Regions from separate parts of the Mus musculus genome. Here all the other regions are linked to region 1. A link is a loop called in an ENCODE intact Hi-C map of the cell type or tissue named here. Cell type or tissue: heart. All regions are shown on one strand. Region 1 holds the start of Gm40217 (a long non-coding RNA gene). Region 2 has its middle 69 kb from the start of Gm29922. Region 3 holds the start of Plpp3 (phospholipid phosphatase 3).

What was found. Peaks named below come from ENCODE experiments on the same cell type or tissue, not always from the same donor. Only the 100,000 strongest peaks of a DNase experiment are listed, where the experiment ranks them.
Region 2: a loop joins it to region 1, with 2.1 times the contacts of the local background. A loop is called at or near these places in 2 of 42 quality-filtered maps.
Region 3: it touches region 1 in a loop (6-fold over the local background); 36 of 42 quality-filtered maps call a loop at or near these places.

Annotation. Positions count from the first base shown.
Region 1 is chr4:105,312,666-105,320,665 of GRCm38, reverse strand. It overlaps Gm40217 (a long non-coding RNA gene), which reads left to right and starts at 1,519. Exons shown (of 4, transcript XR_867967.1): 1 at 1,519-1,965; 2 at 5,081-5,190; 3 at 5,669-5,781. In heart, CTCF peaks have their summits at 3,587 (motif pointing right) and 5,506; DNase peaks (open chromatin) are centred at 3,635, 3,955, 5,355 and 7,375.
Region 2 is chr4:105,910,768-105,918,767 of GRCm38, reverse strand. No RefSeq gene overlaps it. Among named protein-coding and RNA genes, the nearest start is that of Gm29922, 69 kb to the right of the region's middle. In heart, a CTCF peak has its summit at 3,576 (motif pointing right); a DNase peak (open chromatin) is centred at 6,207; H3K27me3 peaks cover 2,483 bases.
Region 3 is chr4:105,154,988-105,162,987 of GRCm38, reverse strand. It overlaps Plpp3 (phospholipid phosphatase 3), which reads right to left and starts at 5,641. Exons shown (of 6, transcript NM_080555.2): 1 at 5,025-5,641. The coding sequence starts at 5,163. It overlaps Gm29838 (a long non-coding RNA gene), which reads left to right and starts at 6,317. Exons shown (of 2, transcript XR_376486.3): 1 at 6,317-8,000. In heart, CTCF peaks have their summits at 726 (motif pointing right), 3,626, 4,658 and 5,867; DNase peaks (open chromatin) are centred at 3,597, 3,977, 4,527, 5,607 and 1 weaker place; H3K4me3 peaks cover 3,383 bases; H3K27ac peaks cover 2,150 bases; H3K27me3 peaks cover 1,507 bases.

The DNA.
Region 1 (8,000 bases):
ACCTCTAGTAACCTCAAGTTTTGGAGGATGGAGTTTTATGACTTCAATAATGAAGAGAGTCAGCTTAGGGAAGAATAGTTACGTGGAGTGGGTTTGGAAGAGGAGTTTTCACACAACACATCTGGTTTTGGTTTTGGTTGTTGTTGTTGTTGTTGTTTTTAATATGAGTATACTGTAGCTGTCTTTAGACACACCAGAAGAGGACATCAGATCCCATGACAGACATTTGTGAGCTACCATGTTGTTGCTGGGAATTGAACTCAGGACCTCTGGAAGAGCAGTCAGTGCTTGCTCTTAACAGCTGAACCATCTCTCCAGCCCAACACATCTGTTCTTGATGGCTAGAAAAACTTGTGCTAGTGTGAAGACTGATAGCATGTTTGAAATGCTTTCCTGGCATGCCCATGGCTATTTTCCTTCTTTCCTAGTTTCTCTTTACCACATGGCTTGCTGGAAATGTATGTCATCTTATTGTTTTGAAAGTTAGCTGCCTGCAGGTATTTCATAAACCAGGTAGATGATGCATAAGAAATTCACAGACGAGAGACCATCCAGCAGACAGGAAATCGTGGACAGGGCTCAGCTTCACTCCTTGTCAGTCTACTACCACAAAAGCCTTCTAGTTCTGGAAATGTGACCTTCTCACACTTTATTTATATTTGGATATAGGATATGGAGAAGCCCTGATAATAAGCAGCTAGAATTTGGAGAAAGAGTCAGTTGAGATTCTGGGCCACCCAGTGGTGCTCCCAGCTTCAACACAGGGTACATGGTGCTCTATCAGAAGTACTTCAGCATCCTGCCCTGTCTCCAGCTCTTCTTGAATTAGGCTTTCAATCTTGTTAAGCCTAGACTCTCAGCTCCACCCCAAAAGCTCTCAGCTGGCTGAGTGGGAATGCTAAGAGACAAAAAGAAGACATCAGAAATAACTCCAAAGTGCCACGGCTGCATTCCACCTGCCCTTTCAGATCAGTGGATTAGAGCAGAGGCAAATCTTGGGGGAACAGAGAGGGACTCCCAGGCAGAGAAACCTGTATTTTTTCAATTGGCTGTTGGTATTTCTAGAGAGAGATGATTCTTCCTACCCATGAGTTGGCTAATCATGGTCTTTTGAAGAACAGGTCACAAGTCCCAACCCGGATGCACTAGGCATATAGAAGATATCACTTAATACCTAGTAGTATATCCAGCCAACTTATAGAACTGTCCCTAACATATGGTGGTTGAGATGTCTAATGCCAGTGTCATTAAATGTTCTTTCTATCCTTCTTTCTTCATTTGCATTATTCCACGCTTACCATATAGTCTACCTCTTGGTTTCAGTAGGTCCATCTACTTTCAGGGAAAGATCAAGTGTGTGCTTGTGAAAGAGTCCCTGCAACCTTGGTTCACACGCTAGTGAGTTAGCTTCTGAGAGCCCTTCAATCTTATGTGCATAGTCTACCCCTGAGTCCCTCTGCTAAGTACGCCTACTCACAAAGCTGTTTTAAGTCTAAAGTCCATTATGAAGAGTTCAGCAGGGGAGATGCATCAAACCAGGAGACTCTGGCAGCTGAACTGCTTCAGATCTTTGAATCAAACATGACTCACTACAAGTGCTTTTTTTTTTTGACATTTCAACTCTGTTTCTCTCACAATTCTTCCTGGAGCTACTACCACAGAAGACAGGACAACTGCTGGTGGGCTTGCTGGCACCAGCTTTCTGACTAACCTTCTCAGCCCAGTCCCTGGAAGACACTTCGTCAGGTATAGCCTAAGAAATGGCCCTCTGTTGGGCCATTCTAACCAAAACCTGTGGATAAGTACCCACTGCCTAGTCAAACGCAGACCTACAAGGCCCACTGGCCAGGTTTCCAGCCCATCTCAGACCAGAAATGCAGATGGTCACCTTGGAGAACTAACAGGTCATGAGTTTCCATATGTCAGCACAGTCCATTACATGAACTGGATCCAAGAAATAAGAAGGTAAAATATAAAGTGCATGGATTTAATAACAATAAACAGGTTGGCAGGGATACAAAATCAGGATTATTTGCACTGCTGGTAAGAATTTAAAATGTTATAACTTGGCTTGGGGATGTTGCTCAGTGGTAGAGCATTTGCCTGCTGTGTGCTTGGGTTCAACTCTGGCATTTAAAAAGTAATTTGCAGCATCCCTGGCGGGGGGTGACGGTTTGACAATACATTAATCTGAAATGTCTTTAGAGTTAAACTGCATTTTATCATCAATCCAATTTTTGCAGGATTTTCTCCTAAGGAAATAAGCCATACTCAAAGATCAAACCTCAAAAATGTTTATTGTAATTTTTTTATATTAGTGAAAAGCTACATGTAAACTAAATATTTAAAAGATAAGATTGGTAAATAAACAGTATGGTTCATATAACAAAAAACGATTCCTGATACATTGTTGGACAAGAATGTTGGCTGCAAAACTATGCCTAGAAAATTCTGAAGGAGATGCTGCAAAAGGCCAGACATTGTTAGCATGGTCTTGTGTCTGAGTGGGTGAATGTATGGGTACCTTTCCCTTTTCACCTGCTCCTCAGTTTTTTTTTGGGGGGGGGGTGTTTTTGTCTTTTTTTAAAAAAGTTTCTCCTGGCAAATACAGAAGTGGATGCTCACAGCCATCCATTGGACAGAGCACAGGGTCCCCAACGAAAGAGCTAGAGAAAGTACCCAAAGAGCTAAAGGGGTTTGCAGCCCCATAGGAGGAACAACAATATGAACTAACCAGTACCTCCAGAGCTTCTTGGAACTAAACCACCAATCAAAGAAAACACATGGTGGGTCTCATGGCTCTAGCTGCATATGTAGCAGAGGATGGCCTAGTCAGCCATCAATGGGAGGAGAGGCCCTTGGTCCTGTGAAGGCTCTATGCCCCAGTATAGGGGAATGCTAGGGCCAAGAAGCAGGAGTGGGTAGGTTGGGGAGCAGGCGGAGGGGGAGGAGATAGAGAATTTTCTGAGGGGAACTAGGGAAGGGGATAACATTTGAAATGTAAATAAAGAAAATATCTAATAAAAAATGCTTCTCATTTGTGCACACTAAGTGTACATTATGTAAATAATAACAAATAGAATAGTTTGTTTTTCCAAGGGTAGCCTGTGTGATATTTGCCCAGATGTGAATTCAAATCCCAGTTAGGCCACCGATCCTTTAGACACTACATATGCCCAAGCCTGGATTGAGAAATTCCTTTTCTTACAAGGTGGTTGGGGCACTTACAGGGTGAAGCATAACCGCAGCGTGGCCCAGAGCACACCCTGAATAATGCTTTCTCTTTCCTTCCTACATGTTCAAAATCACTTCGGCGTGAGAGTCTACACGTGTGACGGCTGAATGCGACCCTATTCGTGTAGAATGTAGATCTGAAAAATCTGTAGAGGAGCTGGGGGTGTGGCTCAGTGGTAGAGCACTTCCAAGCATACACAGTGCCCCTAGTTTCAATATCCAACAGTGAAAACAACTATCAGAGACTTGTGTTAAACACCCCTATCTTAGTAACTTTAGATCAGATCTAAAGAGACAGACAGACATCCCCCACTACAAGTCAAGGTAAAAAAGGCCAGTTGTGTTACCCAACCCCACCGGTAGGTGGAGCCGGTCTCTACCCTTGTGCCCACGCAGCCTGTCGCACCACCCCATTAGATAATGGGTATCACAGGGTTGATGGAACACACCCCCCATTAAAACTTACCGCAACCACCCAGGGCTCTCCTCTCTCTCCCCACATACCTCAAACCACTTCCTGCCCGCAGCTTCCACACCTCTGTCACACTCCGCCCCACCTTACAGACTCAGTCTTTGGAATTAGACCTCCTCATCCATAAATCTGATTCTCTATCAGAAACCCAGCTAGAAGTTGCTGTGCCTTTTCCCAGCTTCTAACTCATTTACCAAATTTTCTGACTGCCTAGTAAATATTTCGTGAAGTGTTAGAAACCAGAGAGGAAACACACGGAGGCCCGGCTTTGGCAGCCTCTCAGCCTGGAGGAAGCAGGTCATCACGTGATTCTGCTGTATTATTATAACCAATGCACTGTACGACCAATACAGGCTTGCAAGAGGCCAGCAGCTGTTCTCAACACTTCATAGACATGAATCTCCATTTGGTCTTCATAACCTGTCTCAAGAGCTTGAGTAAAATAATCTCTGTTTAACAAGTGAAGGAAGTGGAGCACAGAAAAGGTAATTTGTCTAAGCACAAGCTGTAAATAACCAAAACTATATTTGGAATGAAATTTTGTGCTCTTCAAAATAACCTAAAAGCCCAATGTGGTGGTGCACACCCGCAATTCCAGCACTTGGAGGTAAGGCTGGAAGCCTAAGGCTAGCCTTAGGCATATGGTGAATTCAAAGCCAGCCTAGGCTACATGCGACTGGGACACAAAAAGCATGGAAAAAGCATGGAGCTGGAGAGGCAGGTGGCTCCGTGGTTGAGGGCCTGTGCTGCTCTTGCAGAGGAGTAGAGTTCAGTTCCCAGAATCTTTATGTCTTCACACCATCCCTAACTCCAGGTCCAGGGCATCTGGTGGCAACTTGAGACCTCCACGAGTGTCAGGCACACACAAAGTGCACTTACATATATGCAGGAAAAGTGTCATACGCATAAAATAAAAACGAACCTTTTTTAAAAGTGAGATTTCAAGACGGTCGGGGAGTAAAGGTGCTTGTCACCCAGCCGCATGACCTGAGTTTGTCCCCAGGACCCACAAGTAGAAGGAGAAAACCAAGACCTGTAATTTGTCTTCTGGCCTCCACACATGCTTTGAGGAACGTACATACATGCATACAAACATACATACGTACATGCATGTAATAAATTTAAAACATAATGAAACAAAGCCTGATTATTCCAAAGAATGTGTCGTATCTAGTAATGCTTACTATATTATAAATTATAATTTAGAAAGATTATATATTAATTAAATTATACATGACTAATCTATTACATGTCAATCTAAATGATAGTTATACATTTAAAAACTACATAAAAATTCTTAAGAAAGATTGCATCGTCTCACGTGTTTACAGATATCTTCAACATCTGACTATTTTTTCTTTTTCTTTCTTATAGTAATACAGATTGAACTCAGAGCCTTGCACATTTTGAGCAAGTGCTCTACCACTGAAGTCTATATATCCCCTGCCCAGGATCCGACTAACCAGCAAGCAAAACAGATTCTGGTATCTCATGTTAATTCTGTCCATAGGGATTTGTTATTTGGTTGAACTGTGTGAAAAAGTTTGGCCTCACACAGAACCGGAATAGGAAAGGGAGGGGTGTGAGTGGACTACTCCTACGTGCAAATATTCCCCTTGGATAGTCCACCAAAATGTGACAAGTGCTGGTTTCTTAAAAGCTTGCTGCAGAGTGGAATCTGAAACTGATAGCTGTGGTTTGCATGTTTGTGTCCCTTCCAAAGTTCGTGTTGAAACTTAGCCTCCGGATGCTTCAGCATTAAGCAGCTAAGCCTTTAGAGGGCATTGGCAATCTTATAAAAAAGCTGGAGAAAAGCATCCAACCCCGTTTTGGTCTTTTATGGTAATTTTCCATCACTATAGTGAAAATTTGCTATAAATCATTAGGCAGTAACAAAATGATTATTTGGACACAAAATCTTGCAAGTTTTAGTTTACGATCTAAGAGTTCCATTATCTTTAGGTCTGTGGAGAGGCCACATTATCATGGTGGGACGAGACATGTACCCCAGCTGAGAAAAGAGGGGGAGAAGAGGGCTTGTGATCTTATATCCTTGTCAAGTGTGTCCAGTGACGGTAAGACCCCTGCTAAGTCCCACCTCTTGAGGGTACCATTGCCTTCCAATAGTGCATAGGCTGGGGACCAAACCTTTCACATAGGAGCCTTCAGAAGACTCTCCTCTCCCTCCCTCCCTCCCTCCCTTCCTCCCTCCCTCCCTCCCTCCTTCTCTCCCGCCTCCCTCCCCCGCTGCCCCCCCCCCCGCCAACTACCCAAGGATCAATAAGCACAGTGTTGTAGCTAGCTCCAAGCCACTCCAAGCCATTTCCAAGCCAAGGGAAAATGGCACTCAGATAAAGTCATGTAGTTCAGCTCCCACCTCAAACACTCTGCTCAGCTTTTGTCATCAGACTGCCACTGTCCTTCAAAGGACACTTTCCAGGTCATAGCTATTTTGTCACAGAGATTGTTGCACAGTTCAGGAGTTGAAAGGCAGTGATAGCATATGAAGTGTTCCGTCTAGAGACATTTTTCTACCAGTACATTTTTTTAAGGATTTTTTTAAAATAATACATAAAATTTCTGTGTGCATGTGGGTTTGTGCTCACGTGACTACAGGTGCCCACAGAGTCCAGTAGAGGGTACCAGATCACCTTGAATTGTAGTTACAGATGGTTGGGATGGCCCTACATGGGTGCTGGGAGCCAAGCTGGGGCTCTCGGTAGAGCAGAACACACCCTTAAACTATCTCTCCAGGACAGGATCACAACTTTGATTCAAAATAAAACAGTGGTTTTATCTTTGATTGCTTTTGACTGCCCCTTCTTCTCCCCCATTCTACCCCTTTCTCCCCATCCCCTGCTTCCCTACCCACTGCCAAAAAGAAAAAGTGCAAATAGCACCTTAGGAGTTGTAAACTTGCTAGTTCAGTAATGGACTCACGGGTATACCCTGGGTTCTTCTGGAGACCCCCAGCACTTCATTACACTACATTACACTATGACCCAGTGTGAATCCAGAATGCTTGAATGAGCTGCTAACTCTGAGTGGTCCTTTTCCAATATCCTTAGAGTCCTTGAACTCCAAGTCCCAGCTTTGATGGTTCACTAACATCCTCAGATCCACAAAGTAGACCCAGCACAGACTGGGTAAGCCTCAGTTCACCTCCCCTAGACACGGGTTGGGAAGGGCATGAGACTTGGCACCCAGAGCCCATGCTGTGTGCCCTGCTCTCATCACCTCTGTTTGCCAGTTAGGAAACTGAGGCTATGAGGAGGAGGGACTCCACATAGAGCTGTCCAGCACGAAAGCATGCCGCATGTCATCTTCCTGTCTGTTCCCACACTCCCTTCCTGCCTGGCTGACTTTCTTCCCCGCAGTGCTCCAGTTGCTAAGCGTCTAGCATGCCTCACCACCAAAATTTCCTGACATGAGAAAATTCCCAGCACTGGCTGGCCACTTGAGTCTTTCAGTGTCTGAGTTACTTATAGTCACAGATCACTAAGACACTGGAAACTGTGCCACGTCAGAGTCCCTGGCACACAGAACTGATAAAGTTGACAAGGTTTGTGTCTGCTATTGTGCATAGTTTTGGTGACTAGGACACAAAGGCTTTCCTCTGGGACACATTTCCAGCTGAGCTGTTGAGTTGGTCATCTCTGTCTCGGCTGCACAGAGAGGAGGTTGACATCCTCTGGGCCCCGGGTCCTCCCTGGATGAGCTGAAGTCACATGGCAATGCAGCAGGATACGAAGCACATCCTAAGACGCAGCTCCAGGAAAGTTCAGCCCAAAATAAACCTGAAGTCTAAGTAAATAAAGCATTGGGAATATTTTGGGAGAGCAATTCCACAAAGCACAAAAAAAAAAAAAAAAAAAAAAAAGGCAGGGAAATGGGAACACAATTGTCCACAGCCTTTGTTGTACAGTTCTGTCTTCTGATACAGCTTGCTAAGATCCTGTTGAGTATCTCACATTTGTAAAGGCAGGAGTGAGCCAGGGTCAGAAAAATTACATTGTTTCTTCTGAGAGACTGGTGTCATTTAAGCACTGGTTTGAGACAGGGCGGGGAGCTTGATGAGGACTGGGGGCTCTGGTGATTAAAGCAGGATGGAAGGAGAATATAATCTGTGCCAAGGGACCTGGAGGGATCGGCTAAGGAGCACTCTGTTGAGTCACACAGGCTCTTGTCTCCCGGGGGGCGAGAGGGGAGGCACTCGGAGTCTTCATGATCTCACAGGATGAAAGGAGAAAGAACGCTGTTACAGAAAGGGGCAATGTGCATGGCTGTGCATGTG
Region 2 (8,000 bases), 600 kb before region 1:
GTCATAGAACTTACTTTCTACACACATAAAACTTAACCTGGACATTTTCTCTAAGGTGAGCTCTTGAGCCATTGCCTTTAGAGCAGCCATCTGTCACGCTGGCAATAGTGTTCCAAGAGTAAATTCTATGTCATTTGTTTAGCACTATCCATTATAGATCAGCTTTCACTGAGGGCAGCTTGTGTCAGCAGAAAAATACCTCTTCTCTGGCTTTGTGTCTGTCCTATCAATCAATCAAAGGGAGGAGGACGAGAAACAATGGCGAGACATCGGCCGCATGCTTCTCATGTGTGGAGTTTGTTCACACTCAGTTCACCTTCAAAGTGAGAGTCATCAATCTTGGTGTGCTGGTGGGGAAATGGAAAGAGAGAGGAGGCTGGAGTCAATCTTATGAATTCTAGTTATATCAGCCAGAGTCCTCCTGGCTGCATATGTGCATATGAATGTGTGAGCTTGTAGAAACATGTATACATATTTTATATCTTGTTATCTATCTATCTATCTATCTATCTATCTATCTATCTATCTATCTATCTATCTATCTGTCTGTCTGTCTATCTATCATCTATCTATCATCTATCTACCTACCAATCATCATCTGTATCTATATTTATCATCTGTCTACTCATCTTGCCTCAATTTACTCTATCTATCTATCTATCTATCTATCTATCTATCTATCTATCTATCTATCTATCTATCTATCCATCTATCTATCTACCTATCTATCTACCTATCTATCTACCTACCTATCTATCATCTATTTATTATCATCTATCCACAATGTATCTAGCTGTCTCCTATCTTCTGTCTATTGTCTACCCACATCTATTATGGGTCTGTCGATCAGAAAGGTTCGATTTACAGAATTGGCTCATGTCCATGGCAAAGGCTAGCGAGTCTGTCAGGTGGCTGAAAAATCAGGTAAGAATTATAGAGTAGACATGGATCGCAAATCTGATAGGCAAGACAGCGGGTCAGAAACTTAGGGAAAGTTCCTATGTTAAAGTATCATGGCAGAATTCTCTCTCTGGGGTACCATGAGATCTGTGCTAAAGTCTTTAACTGAACAAATAAGGCCCACTTACACTGTGGAGGGGATATGCCTTACTATTGTTACCTGAGAAAGTATTTAACAAATATTAATTCCATCTATAAAACATCTTCACAATACACATTCATACCAGTGCTTGACCAGACAACTGAGCATCCTGCCCTAAGCAAATTCTCACACAAAACTAGTCATCTCAACAGACTTGGATTTTTGCTTCTTGTATTTTGTTTTTCTATTTCTTTCTTTGTTCGACTTGGGAAAGCTTTGGAAGACAGCTATATTAAAACCTGACAGCTAATCTGTGTTAGCTATTAGGATTTAATAGCTCAAGATCTGGAACCGAGAGACAACTTTTATTTAATGAACATGGAGATACAATCCCTCCACAGAAGACACTTAGTTTGACTGGGGATTTTGAAATGACTCTGTTGGAACTTTAATGCTTTTAGAAAATGTTCTGGGCGTCGAGCAGGCAATTTCTGTTTCCACCCCCGGTGACAGCTTCTTGCCTTGCTGTGATGGGCAGTGTGCTTTCTTACTTCTGTTTTCTTGCTGGGTCTTTCTCTGACCCTTTCCCTCCTCAGTCAGTACTCACAGGAGTACATTCCAGGTGATCCATCCCTTCACATCGCTATGTTCTCTGGATCATGCCCAAGTCAGCAGAGGGAACCTGCTCTGCACATACTGAGCCCGTCGCCTATTATACTGACTGCCCAGTTATCTTGAGCAGCCTGGGCTGACATCTCATTTCCTTGTGCCCAGCATTCTGGGCACTATATGGTGCACCTTTAATAAATATTTATTCAACATCAACTAAAGTGAAGAATGCAACTCTTGATATTCTTTGTCAACCTTCCAGGCCAAATGAAGTTGTTTTTCTTTTTTCATCCAAGTAAATGACTGTCTGCACAGGAGTTCCTCCAAATGCTTGTCATTGTATCATGAATGTTCTCATGAGGAACAAATAAGAGCCAAGAGGTGACTCTCATCAGTGGAATTTGTGTCAAGTTCACAATTTCCCTTCTTCTCAAGAGCAGAACCTAGTGAGCTGTCCAGGGCTCAGCTCATGAGGAATGGTTTGCCATATAGCCATTGCCCCATGGACTCACCCTGAGGCTGCTCTAGGAAGGAAGACAGCAAGATGACAGGTATGAGTACTAACGACTTCAAGGTGGTCTCCTTTATTGTCCCTGGGAACCTATTGCAGCGTTTGTGCGGATGTGATGCAGTGTGTGAGGAGACAGTGATGGATATGTGTTTAGTCTGAACTGTCCAGCATGGCGGCAGCCCTGTGGGGGCAGCTGCCCGGAAGATGAAGGAAGAGGTGCACGTGACTCATCGTGCGCGGCAGACCATCTCATCTTTCCACAGCTGCCAAGACCACAGCTCTGATCACCATATAATGAAATTTCTAATTTTCTCTTTTCAGAAATAAATGAGATATGTCTTCTGCATGGGGGGGGGGGGGGCCTGTAAAGGATTCAGTTCAAGTCCATTTCATTCCATAGTGTCATGGCACTTATTTTAATTTCTTTAAAAATATTTATTCAGGCTCTGAGCCATGCATTAGGAAGCAATTGTGAAGAAGGAGCCATAAACCCTACCTCCAGGGAACTTACAGTCTAGTTAGGGAGTGTCTCAAAGAAGAGAATGCGAAACTGGGGTCAGCCTCCAGCTGCTCCTGCCACATCTAGAGCATTGGCCCCATGCTGGGAGCCACACTCAGGCTACATGTGTCATGTGCCACTATTTTCACATGCTATACTTTTGAAGTAGACTATGTTATGATCTAGTAAGTAAGGAAACAACCCTCGACTCCTTAACAGACTTTATTCAAAAGCTTTAAGTCAGGGACAAGAGACTTAAACTAAGGATAGATGTCTTTGGAGCCCGATCAACTTCTCATCACTACATCAGGCATCTCTGTATATCTACATGGCCAACCTGGTTGTGTGTTCATCTAAACGCTATGAGTAAAGTGCATGGGAGACTCAGAAGAAGCCTAGTGGATGGGACTTTGGTCCGGGATTCAAAGACTGTGTTGACGCCCATCATGCAGAAGACCTGGGAAAGCACTCTAGAGCTGGGCACAGTGTTGTGCTGGAGTATGTAACGGTCTAGAGCAGTGGTTTTTAGTCTTCCTAATGGAGCGACCCTTTAATACAGTTCCTCGTGGTGACCCCAACCATAAAATTTCTTTTGTTTCTACTTCATAACTGTAATTTTGCTACCGTTATGAATTGTAATATAAATATCTGATATACAGGATATCTGAATGTACGACCCCTTGAAAGTGTTATTCACCCCTAAAGGGGTCACCAATCACAAGTTGAGAAATGCTGGTGAAGTGTCATGAGGTAGAGGGGAGGAGGAGATGTAGAGAAAGAGGCTTCCAGTGAGGATGGGGAGTCAGACCCGCAAGAGGAATCCTGAGTGTTTCTGAGGGGACAGAAGCACAGACTGCGTTGAAGTCTAGGGGCAATGAGATAAGAAATCCAAGCGGCAAAATCTTGAATTGGCCAGTAGGGGGGGACCTAACGTGCAAGTCTAGGGGCTCATTGGGACTCCACTGTTGGTCTCCTTCAGCTTCTGTACAATGCCTCTGACCTGTGTCTTGGGAACAGCTCGTCAGTAGTTAGGTTTTTTTAAGGTAGAAATAATTTCCCCTGTAAGTACATCAGCATACTTTTATTCCCTAACTGCGTGAGGAAATAAAACACTGTATTTATGTCAGTATAAGGACAAGGCAGGGGACATTGGAAACATGGCCCAGACCACTTCTGTACATCAAAGGAATTATTCCTCTAGGTGCTGAGAGGGCTGCCAGCAGACAGCCCTTTACTCTTAGTCCCCTTTCAGGAATTCAGTCACTTCTCACAGCTTCTCCCTTTCCTGAGCCACTCACAGTTGTCAATGGTAGCTCCCCCCACCCCCCAACCTCTGTGATTATAAATGTCCTTACCTCAATTTGGGACAAGTTTCTGAAAGACAAGGCTCCTGTGACATTGCTGAGCCCTCTCTGTCTAGAGTGTCCCCTGCTTCTTTCTCCTTGGCCCTACTGCCCCCTCCACAGTCTCCCAAGTGCAGGCACCCAGCTTCAAAGGGAGCTTCCTTGCAGCAGCTGATGACTGAGTTCATGTGGGACCCTCCTTACTCTGTTCACTCCTCTTACTCCATGCTAGGGATATGTGTCCCATAATGCTATTGCTCTTGGTTTGTACCATCATCCATAGCTCTCTTGTTGTTGAACCCAGGTGACCTTAAATTCTTCCTGGGGGGACAGAACAAGGCTTCAGAACCTCTCAGAAAGTTAGGAATGGAGACCTACATAGAGTACATTTCTGCAAGATCATAGAGCTAGCGATACAGACATTTCCCAACTTTCTGGTTAATTCTACTGAATGCTGCAAACAGAACTGCCCATGTCTTGTGATTTGATTTTATGTATGTATGTATGTATGTATGTATGTATGTATGTATGTATGTATGTGTGTGTGTATGTATGTGTATGTGTATGTATGTATATGTAGAGGCCAGAGGAGTATTATGATGTGTCTTCTTCTATGGTTTTCATCTGTTTTTGAGAGCATGTGTTACTGTTCTGGCTAGTTTTATGTCAACTTGGTACAAGCTAAAGCTAGCTGAGAGGGAACCTCAGAGGGAAAAAAAAAGCCTCCATAGGATCAGGTTGTAGGCAAGCCTATAGAGAATTTTTTAAATTAGTTATTAATTCAGAGGGTATAGCCCATTGTGGGTGGTGCTACCCCAGGCTGGTTGTCCTAGGTTCTATAAGAAAGCAGATTGATCAAGACATGAGGAGCAAGCCAGGAAGCAGCACTCCTCCATGGCCTCTGCATCAGTTCCTGCCTCCAGGTTCCTGCCCTGTTTGAGTTCCTGTCCTGACTTCCTTTAATGATGCACTGTGATGTGGCCAAATGAATGCTTTCCTTCCCAACTTGCTTTAGTCACAGTGTTTATCCCAGTAATAGAAACCCTGACTAGGACAGCCCCGAGCCTTGAGCTTGCTGTTTCAGTTAGGCACAAGCTCCTAGAGGAACCATTCTAAGCCCTTAACACTGGGCTTATAGGCTTGATGTTAGGGATTTGAACTCAGGTCCTCTTGCAGTCATGGTAAGTGTTCTTACTTAAGGAGCAATCTCTCAACCCCCTTTCTTTGTTTCTGTTTGTTCTCAGGCTTGGCAAGTAAACTAGGAGCTCACACAGATCTTGCCAGGAAAGATCTCTACATTGACCTATAGTCTCAGCCCTTCTTATGCTTTTTAATACACTAATATCCCAGACATGTTGGGCCCAGAATTTCCATTTCTGGGTCTGAAACTGTGTATCTATCAGCTAGTGGTCAGCTTTTAACACCCCTACTAAAACTGTGGCCTCAGCCAAATAGTAAGCAATAGGTTTTAAACAGCATCACTGAAGATGCCCCAGCTCTAATGTGTGTGTGTGTGTGTGTGTGTGTGTGTGTGTGTGTGTGTGTGTTGGGGGGCAGTCACAAACTTTGTTTGCTACAGAGCTGTCCCAAGGGTTCTAAAGTGAAGAAGGAAAGGCAGAGAGGTATGCATTGGGCTGGTGTGTGTGTGGGGGCAACATGAAGCCTGGAAAGGAGAGGGATAATAGAGATAATAGGGAGATATGGGAGGGGAGAACGGGGGTGGGGGAGAAGACAGAAGAAGAGGGAAGAGGGGAGAGGAAGGAGGAGGTGGTGGGACAAGAGAGAAAGTTGTCAGGCAGATGTGGAAAAGAGTAGAAAGCAGAAGGCATACGGTGAGCAGGCTTTTCTAGCTGACACAATGGTAACTTCCCTACTCACTGGACAGCCTGTTATTTGTGGATTTGAGCTTGTTGGATCAGTACGTTTTATGATCTGAAATAATCTATTCAGAGCCAGTGTCTTGAGGAGAGGGTTGCCTACGGCTGGGATCTCAGTTCACTCTGCCAACAGGGCTTTGAGAAGCCTGTAAGGGTGTCACGGTATCAGGGGACCAAGAGGACTCGCATCTGGTGCTGAGTGAGGAATTGAGATTAAGTGGGGGTATCTGGGGATATAGATCCCCCTCCCCCATTGATGACCAGGCAATGTGTGCCCTAGAGAGAGCCTGGGGTTTTGGCTCTGCAGTTGCTTTGAAAGAAAGAAGCAGATCACTGCATGCAATTTATTATTTTTTAGGACATAATAGCTAACAGTTCTGAAAACACTCTGGCTGTGCTCCACAGCTCATCAACTCGCACAGCGCCAAGGAATGAAGGAGAAAGTCCAGATGTACCAGAGTGCTGCTGAGGTACGGGGTGCTGTGTTTCCTCTCCTAGGGACCTGGGGTAGTCCCCACCTGTACGAGCCCCTTGCACCAATAGCCTCAAGCTTCCTGAATAGTGTTCAGGTTTGATCAGATCCAATAGGAGTCCTAATTGTTGGTGTCGAGAAGTTATGGAAAGTTCAAGGGATGGGACAGACCGGAGGTTTGCCCTGTCTTCTTCTTTGCTGTGGCCTCGGGATGCCATATGGCTGCTGTGACCCTAGATGTGGCTCAGAGGTCTCAGCTCACAGTGTGGGCCCCTCTGTCTGTGCTCCTGCAGGCCTTGAGGGTTGCAGCCTTGGTGTCACCAGGAGGCTCCCAGACCCCTCAAGCTGCACAGCTGTGTGGCTGTCATATTGCCTGTGTTCCTTTAAAGCTAGTCACTGCCCTGACTGTGGGGGCAGAGCTTGGTAGGCCACACTGAACCAAATTCTTCCTTGTCATGCACAGGCCGACCACCACTCATCCACAGCCTGCAGCTCTTTTATTTGAGGAGACAGGTGGAAACAGACCTCCGGAGGGCCAGGCTATGGCCAGGTTCACACTTCACAGCCTTCGCAGCTGTTAGAACTTGGCAAGCCTCCAGAGGTGATCCACTCATGACAGCGTTCATGAAGTAGGATCCCTTTTCCCTTCACAGGGCGATCAGAGGGCTCAAAGAACACAAAAGTATTTAACCAAAGCTGAGAGCTGTGTACATTTGATGATCGTTATTGTGTTGAGCTGATCCTAGAACATAAAGAAGAGATGTGGGAGCCAAGGAAGGATTTCTTGTTCTATTCCCCTCCCTCCCTCCCTCCCTCCCTCCCTCCCTCCCTCCCTCCCTCCCTCCCTCCCTCCCTCCCTCTCTCTCTCTCTTTCTCTCCCTTGCTTCCTTCTGGAGCACCCTAGTATCTGCCTTCAGCCTAGAAAAACATGGAGGAATCAGACTTAGAACATACCATGGCATACAAATAATATTCTCTTAAATGATCAGAGCAAGCAAATATCTTGCCTTCTTCTAGAGAAAGAATGAGGAGATGCTACCTCATGCGGGGGTGGGGGGGGTGGGGGTGGGTTTGTTCAACAGCTTGGCCTTCAGCTGGGGCCACCTGCTTCACCTGTGACAAGTTGGATCCTAGGTGCCCCTTGCTTCTCTGTCCCCTCTTCTATCACTTGGCATGGCTGTGTCCATTTCTATGGACAGTCATGAGAACTACATCGAACCTGCCACATGATTTCCTAGGAAATAACCATCTCTAGAGTGAGAGCTTGTTAACCATCTCCCCTCCCAACCTCCAAGTGCATGCTGCACTGTCCCTGTGGGGAAGATGAACCCTGGGACTTGTATGGAATACCATATTCTCTCGGGGCCCAGAACTCATCTGCAATAGGGAAGATATTTTTAAGTTCTTGTTGTAGCTTCTAGACCTTTCCCCAGCCCAACAGTATTGCTTGGGTTGCACTAGATCTCTATCTGTGCTGTCTTCCAGCTAGTTCCCTGCTCCAGATGTAGTCGGAAACTGGAGACACGGACCAGAAGTCAGCTGCTTCCTCTCTCTGGGCATGCTGTTGTCTATAGAAGGCCTTGGTCTGGATATATGTGGTTCCTGCCTTCTAGCACGGACGCACCCTGATTTTGTTTTAGGGACAGT
Region 3 (8,000 bases), 160 kb after region 1:
AGGAAATAGGAGGAGCTGAGGATGCTGTCATTACTAATAAAGACAGTGGCAACTGGCCTCTGACAGCAAGGACACACTTGTGAACTTTGCACATGCAATCTCTCACCTCAGCTGCAGGCCACAGGCCACAGGCTGTCACTGCTTCCCTGATTTTACAAATGAGGAAGGAAGCTGAAATGGAGAGGTCAAACGCCATTTGTCCAACTCACACCTATGGGTGTTAGCTTTCCGTTCCCTGCAGTCCCAACCCAAGAGACTGCCACAACCTGTATCATTCTCCCAAGACTTTGATCTGCTTAAGCCCCCACTTAGCAATCCAGTGTATTCCAGTTTCACCTCTCAGAAGAGACAGAGATGTGAGACCAACAACAAGCCACAGACTTGCGACAAGAGCTGGAACATTCAGTACAGGGACAAAAAAACCCACTACATAATTCAATTGCCCTGAAGACATCAAGTGCTACACAATATAGTGATTCTAAAACAGGCCTGATTTAAAAAAAAAAAAAAATCAGCCAAAGGTTTTTATGAAAATACAGAATGCCGCAGGGTTCTGCCCCAAGCTCCTGGGGGAAACTTGGAATCTGTCATTTGCACCAGATGGATGCTTCTTCGTCAGGTGAGTTTATTAAACGTGGACGTGAGAGGCACTCTCCACAGCAAAGGTTACTCCTCAAGTGCTGTGCAGAATTGAACTGACACACGAGGTAGGGTTTCTCCGAAAATATTACTGCCCACAAGAGGGAGAAGCCCTTGACTACAGTTTCATCAGCACCATGCTGTGGCCAGCTGGGCTTTGCCAGCCCAGACAACTGCACAGGAAGGGGTAAAGAAGCTCAAATTGACAGGGCTAAAAATGGAAGGGCCACCAATTCTGGTTTTAGTATTCTCCCACCTAGGCGCTACCTCCAAGATATCTATTAGGACTTTAAGAGGGGGAAAAAGAAAGAAAGAAAAAGAAAAAGATGAGATAGAAATTCTGGACAGTAAGGAAACGGAGTTTGTCTACCATCCTAGAAAAAAGCATACTAAGTGCAGGCTACCTTCGTGTTCCTTACAATGCCTACAGGAGAGCTGGGCGGGTCACTCAACAGTGGACTCATGAAAATCTGTCCCTACACTGTGCGGCTCAACACAGTACCTTAAATTATCGAGAGCATCACTGCTTCACCGACTTACTTAAAACACAGTCAATGCAGTAACCAAGCAACAGGAACATGGGAGGCACCTCCTGAACATGTGCAGTTGTTTGGGTTTGATTGCTATACATTTCAGAGAGAAAGTCAAAGGAAATATTCAGCCGAGGGTACGTGGCTGCCCAGTTGCCACCAACTTAGGCTAATTTTCATCACTGTGTCTTTGGTCAAACCTGAGTGTCTATGGCACATCTGCCAGCACATTCACAAGACTGTGAAGAGCTAGGAGTGCAAGATGATCTGGTCTCTCTCATTGTTGCCATACCAAGAAATCTATGCCCAGAAAGTAAATTCGTCCCAATCACACAGCGAGCAGTCAGTACAAGATCAGAACTCACATCTCTGGGGGCTCTTCATTTTTTGCTGTAGTTTCTAGGAAAAAAAAATACAGAAATGTTTTCTTTTTCTCTATGAGAGTTGGGTCCCAGTGTATTGGAGAGTGGCCTGGGATTTTAGACAGAATCTCCATTTTGCAGTGGAAAGAATATAAAGCCCAGAGGAAAAATCAGTGTGCCCACAAACATGTAAGTAGATTTAGAGTCAACCAGTCACCATCTAAGGAACCTTAGTTTCTGTGTGTAAGGGTTCCATTCCATTCTCTCTATCCCACTGCCCCTCTCATCATCAAATAGTACAAAGCAATGAGGAATAATGCACAAATAATAACTATGACTCTTCCAGTACCATGTATGGGACCAGCTGTAAGGTTATCACCATTACTATTTAATCGCAAATAAAAACCATCAATGTTTTAGAGCAACCAGACTGAATGGTGTGGTTGTTAGCCACCTACATTGTGTACTTCCGATGAGAAGAATTAGAACTTGTTTATCCTCCTGCTTTGGTCCAATGGATGCCTGGGGAAAGTGAAGAGGCAGGCAGCTCTGTGGCTCAGCTCTAGGATTTGTCATGAGGTCGCAGCTTTAGGAGTCTCCAAGTGGGATACAGGACTCCACTGATGCTGAGAATCAGGGGAGAACCGAAGCTGGCTTCCTTGAAAGGAGCCTTTTCTACACCATGGAGGTGGCTTTATAAGTGGTACAGTGGAACATACACTAAATGACTTGTATCTTTAAAGGCAGCTAATAGAGTTTAAGACAACCGGAGATCTCTGGGGTTCTCATGGCACTCCACACCCCAGAACTAACGTGAGGAGAAAGTGAGAAGGGGTACCCTACTAAAAGAGGAGTAAAAAGGGTTTCAGAAAACCTACGAGACAAAGACTTGTAATTGTATTTAAAAGCAATTAGTGGAGAAAGGTAACTGTGGTCGCAGGTAAGCTCCCAACAGGCTTCTCTCATCCCGGATTCTCTTGGCTTTCAAACAAGAGTGGGCTTTTTGTTTTTCACCCAGTATTTAACACTCCCAAAAGGTATGTGAAGCAAGTTACACCACTCGCATATTTCCACTTACATAACAGGCACATCGCAACATCAGCTTTTAGTTTTTCCAGATACTAAGAGATGAAGCTTGGTCTATATTCCTATGGGAGAATAAATAGAAAACTGTCTCTCTTCCTAATATATTAGTACCCTGTAATGCGGACCATATGATCAATAAACTGTAGAAAAATTAAATCATACTGACAGTCTCAGGCAAAAACTGAACCAAGTAGAAACATTTTTTTTAGGACAGCAGTGCGTAGAATATTAAAATCACATGTTGCATTATTAAATCTTCTTTTGGAAGCCAAACAGAGTTATGTTGCATAACTACCTCAAGATACACGCTAATCTTACAGATAGTTTTTCCAATTAAAGGTATCAGGAGGTATTTAATCAGTAATACTGTCCTATAGTCTGTGCTTATGCCGAAGTTTGACAACTGGTTTTAGAATTTTCACTCTGGAGAGGCACTTGCTGCAAATGAAGAGTTGAAGTGCATGCACATGTACCACACCCCTACATTCCACCCTGAACACACAGAAAAACATCTCGGGGTGTCATCGTCCCTGCTTACACTATAGTTAAACAGGTATTACTCTCTGCACATGGCTTAACACCACTTTCTTCTAATAAGAATGCAACGTTTCTAAGTGCACCCCACCCACCATCAGAAGAATGTCTAGAAGGGAGAGCAATGGGTGCGAAGGCTGTCGTCGGAAATCCAGCTCTTGCTTTCCTAAGGATAAAGCAGGAGGCAGGGGGCTTGCCAGCACAGGTACCAGAGAAAGTGCTGATCCCACCCACCAAGGAGACACTCAAACCCTGGGAGGCCTCAGCCCAGGTAGCTGCTGCACCCAGCTTCTATGCTTCTAAGTATTTAGTGGTCTCATCCTCCTCCTCACCCCAGGACCTGGAAGGGTCTTTTAAAAATTCAACAACTTGATTATAAGACCTTAAGTCATCTGGCTCACTACGCATGATAATAAGCCTGCCGCCACCAGGAAGGCAGGCCCCCCAGTGACAAGTCCTCTGAATAGCATCCTAAGGTTGAGCGCCTGGGATCTGAGCAGAGAATTGGATCTCCATAACTACTACTGTAAGCCCCCTGGCCTTTCACAGCCCGTAATCTTCCCTCCAACTGTCCCTATCACAAGAGGGCCATTCTTAATTTTAAATTCTAAGAAACCCATCGTCTCACAGAATTCTAAGGAAGGTAGTCCGGCAAGAACAAGAGGCCACTGCCTAAGAGTCTTCAATGAAGGAAGTTAAGCCAGGTCGCCACAGCCTGCCCCGGCTAACCCCCTTCCAAAAGGATGAAGCCTCCGTGCAGGAGTTCTTTCTATTTTGGGGGAACTTAACTGGGAACACAGATGTTTCTTCCGTTAGCCGTGTTGGCAGAGCGGCTCCTGGACGGCATCCGAGTTCTTAATGCAGGAAGGGGCCTCACAGACCATCTACTTGAATCCACTCATTCAACTGAGGAGGATACTGAGGCCAAGGGGGTACTTAGGTGGCACACCCAGCTGGTGGCAGAGGGGCAATGCTTTGGTGACAAGTTTTCCACACATTTACATCAAAAGTCGCTTTAAAGGAAAAAGTCCTATTTTTTTACTTCAACCCTGGATGTATGTCAATTGCTCCCCCCCCCCCCCCGTTTAATAAATCCTTTTTCTCCCACTTCAATTCCTGAGCCTCCCACCGCTCTTTCAGCTGAAACTTGCATCTGTTCTAATAGTTGAGCTAGCGCCTCAACTTTGAGGGAGTGTAGCTCCACTGTGGCCCCCAAGCAAGACTGTGGCAGGCAGCCTTTCTTTCAGTGGCCTCCCGGCACAAGTCAGGGAGTGAGCTAGTTTAAAGCTGATGCCCGGGAAGCGGCCTATCAACTGGCACACAGTAGGCGCTCAACAAGTGATGTGCTCCTCGCTGCCCAGCACCTGGCCCGGTAGAGCCGCGTTCCACCCTCTGGGGCTTTCAGCCAAGCGAGTAGCGAGTGACAAGGCCGGCTAGCGCGACTGGCCCTGCAAGGCAGCGCGACGGAAGGGGTGGATGTTTACATGCAGCCGGGACGAGCAGCGCCACTCCGGCAGGAGCCTGCCTTGCTCGGAGACCGAGATGGGTCTCACTCGCATCTGACTCGGATACAGAGCAGAGAGCCACAGGTTTCCTCCATATCTTGGAGCTCGAGCTCACACCTTCCGAGGTGCTGGGCCGGACTCCCAGCTGGAGATCACCCCTAAGGAGGTGGTTCCAGCTGCCGCGAAAGCACAAGCACGCCCCAACTTGAATTCGCAGGCCGGGGATTGGGGGTCCGGGAGGGCGGGGAGCTCGCGGCCAGCACGGCGCCCGGGGGTGGGGGAGATGGCTGCGGGACCCTGGGGGCTGACAGCGCAGCGGGGCCCGGGGCCCGGAAGGGGTTGGGTGGGACCCGTGGGACTGCGCTCACCCATGAAGAGGCAGAAGAGGTCCAGGCAGATGAGCAGCACCCGCTTGCTGCCGCCCTTCCTCGGGTTGTTGTTGAGCGCCGGGCTGCCGCCGTTCTTACTCTCAGGGACGATCGCCTTGTCGTACTTGTAGCTTTGCATGGCGCTGGCTGCGGGGAGCCTCCCGGGGCGATGCGGGCCGCCGCTGCTCAGGAGCGGGTATGCGGGCTCGGGACGCGGCGGCGAGAGTGCAGCCCGGCGGAGTAGTTCCAACTGCAGACGCGGGTAGGTTTCCCCTCTGGGCGCCTCTGCTTTCCTCTCAACCCCAAACTGTTCGCTAGTCCAAGGGGAAGAGAGCCAAATCCCGAGCAGGAACTTTTGCAGAACTGTGCTGCCCCGGACGCGTCCGGCTGGCGTGCGTCTGCGTGCTGGAGTTTGCGAGTGGGCAGCGTCGGCGTCCCGCCACGATCCTCCGCAGCTACTTAATGAATGGAGCAGCGCGGAGCCCTGCAACTCCGCAGCGTCCTGCAGCTAGCTCTCCTCAGCGTCTGCCCAACTCCAACTCTGCCTCCTCCTCCTGCTCCTCCTCCTCCTGCTGCTGCCGCCCGGGCTGCCGCTGTGATCGCTCGGTTTGTTTTCTGAGCTTATATTTCACGAGCGCCTTTAAAAAGCGAGGGGGGAGGAGAAGGACCTCCTTACTTGGCTCCAACAAGATTCAGAAAGCACAGCCCCTTCCTTAAGCTGCCTAAAACGTAGGATAATTAAGGCCACATTTCCCCCACCCCTTTTCCAAAAAAAAAAAAAAAAAAAAAATCGTAAAAGAAAAAGTTGTTCTCAAACCAGAGAATCAGGGAGCCCCTAGCGTTCAGAAACTCCAAAGCATCACAAAAGGGGAGGAAAAAAAACATATAAATAAAATTTTTTTTTCTTGCTGGCCTTTGATTAGAGGTGGGGAGAGGATCGGTGGGAGGTCTATAATACTAAAATGCTTTCTTTATTTACTTGTTTATTTATTTACAAATTTCAGCCTTGAATTGGATTATCCTAAAAATTCAATTTTCAAGGAAAGCTAGGTTGGTTGTTGTTTTGCTTTTAACGCTCAGCACCGGATAATTGTGCTAGATTCCGAAGATCCTACGGTGTAAAAGACTCCGGGCTGGGCGGTGGTGGCGCACTCCTTTAATCCCAGCACTTGAGAGGCAGAGGCAGGCGGATTTCTGAGTTCAAGGTCAACCTAGTCTACCGAGTGAGTTCCAGGACAGCCAGGACTACACAGAAAAACCCTGTCTCGAACCTCCCCTCCACCCCCCCCCCCCCCGAAAAAAAAAGAGACTCCAGAGCCAGACCCCCTGTTCTAGAATCCTATGTCTCTGTGCCTTAATTTCCCCGCGAGTAAACTACAGACACCAAAATATTTCTCCCCAGGCAGTCATGGTGGAGATATAATTGATTCTTTCTCATGTGCTTCTGCAGCAAAGCTTGCACAACAGAGGAGCTCGGTGAGTTGAGCCAATACTACTAGTTCTGAACGTGGGTAACCAAAGCCAAGCCTGCCCGCCTCTTTCCTAGTCCAGCTGGCCTCCGGCATACCTGAGCATTATTGGCCTTGACTTTCAAGGAATCTGATGTTTCCCTTTGAATACTTTTTATATGGTTTTATATGATTTTTAAAGTTGATTACTTTTTTATGAGCTGGTTTTTTGTTTTTTGTTTTTTTTTCCTTCAAGAGAATCAACACTTGAAGGGTCAGGACCCTCCCTTACATTTTCCTTAGTATCAAGCTTGGAGCACAGTACATAGCATACAAATGCACATTTCTTCCAAGGGTCTTTATAATACAGAGGTGGAAATGGCTCAATGGTTCTAGCATTGTTGTTTGTTTGTTTGTTTGAGACAGGGTCTCTCTCTCTCTCTCTAGCCCTAATATGTCTTAGAACTCACTATGTAGACCAGGCTGGCCTCAGACTCACAGAGATAGATCTGCCTGCCTCTGCCTCTCGAGAGCTGGAATTAGATGCAGCTGGTTCTAGTTTTTATAAAAAGATTATTCTATCTAGTATTCTATATCAGTCTATACAGACTAGTGTTTTGCCTGCATGTATGTCTGTGTGCCATATGCTCGAAGCACTCACAAAGGCCAAGGAGGGCTGTTAGATCCCTACAACTGGAGTTACAGATGACTGGGAGCCACTGTGTGGGTGCTGGGAACCCAATCTGGGTCCTCTGCAAGAACACTAGTTGCTCTTAATCACGGAGCCATCTCCCCAGCTCCAAGTCCTAGCTTTTGGATGGATAGTACAAATGATATCCGACTGCCCTAGTGGGCCACTCCATAACTCTGTATCCCACCGCCAGCCCTCTTGAGTATCCCTTTTATTGCCTACCGCTTCGGTCCCACCCCTCTACCTACATCATAAACCTTCCTCCCCTCAACTAGCACACTGTTTCTCCTCCGGTGCACCCTGATCTTTCACCCCCTCTCCTTGTCCTGCTTGGTTCCAGCACAGGATTAATTTTACCTTCAATATTTCGCCTAGGCCACTCGTGCAACACTCAGTCTAACTTGGTGTCAGTTAACAAAAACTAGTCATTTGTGTAAATGGCCTTTGACGTGGGACCGTTGATTATCCTCAGTGAGCCTCTGTAGTGCTCAGGGTTTGAGGTATGCTGAATTAAGCCCACATTGGACCTAATTAACGATGAGACTGGCAAGGAAAGGCAAAGTCCTGTCTTCTGAAAGCAAGATGCACCAAGAAAGTGCTGGAGCGGACGTGTCAGCTGCCAATCAGAGGCATCCCGCCCATCAAAGGAGAGCAGGTGAGGCCCCTTGGCATCTAAGAGAAGTTCCTTGAAACCCCCTTCAGGAGAAGCAGCACAGCCTCACCTGGGAAAACAGCAGCAACAATGCGAAGCTAATGTTATAATTAACAGCACTCTAAAAGGAATTCTGGGTACCCGAGGTTCTTCCATGCTCACAATCCTCTTCTTCACGTGCAGAA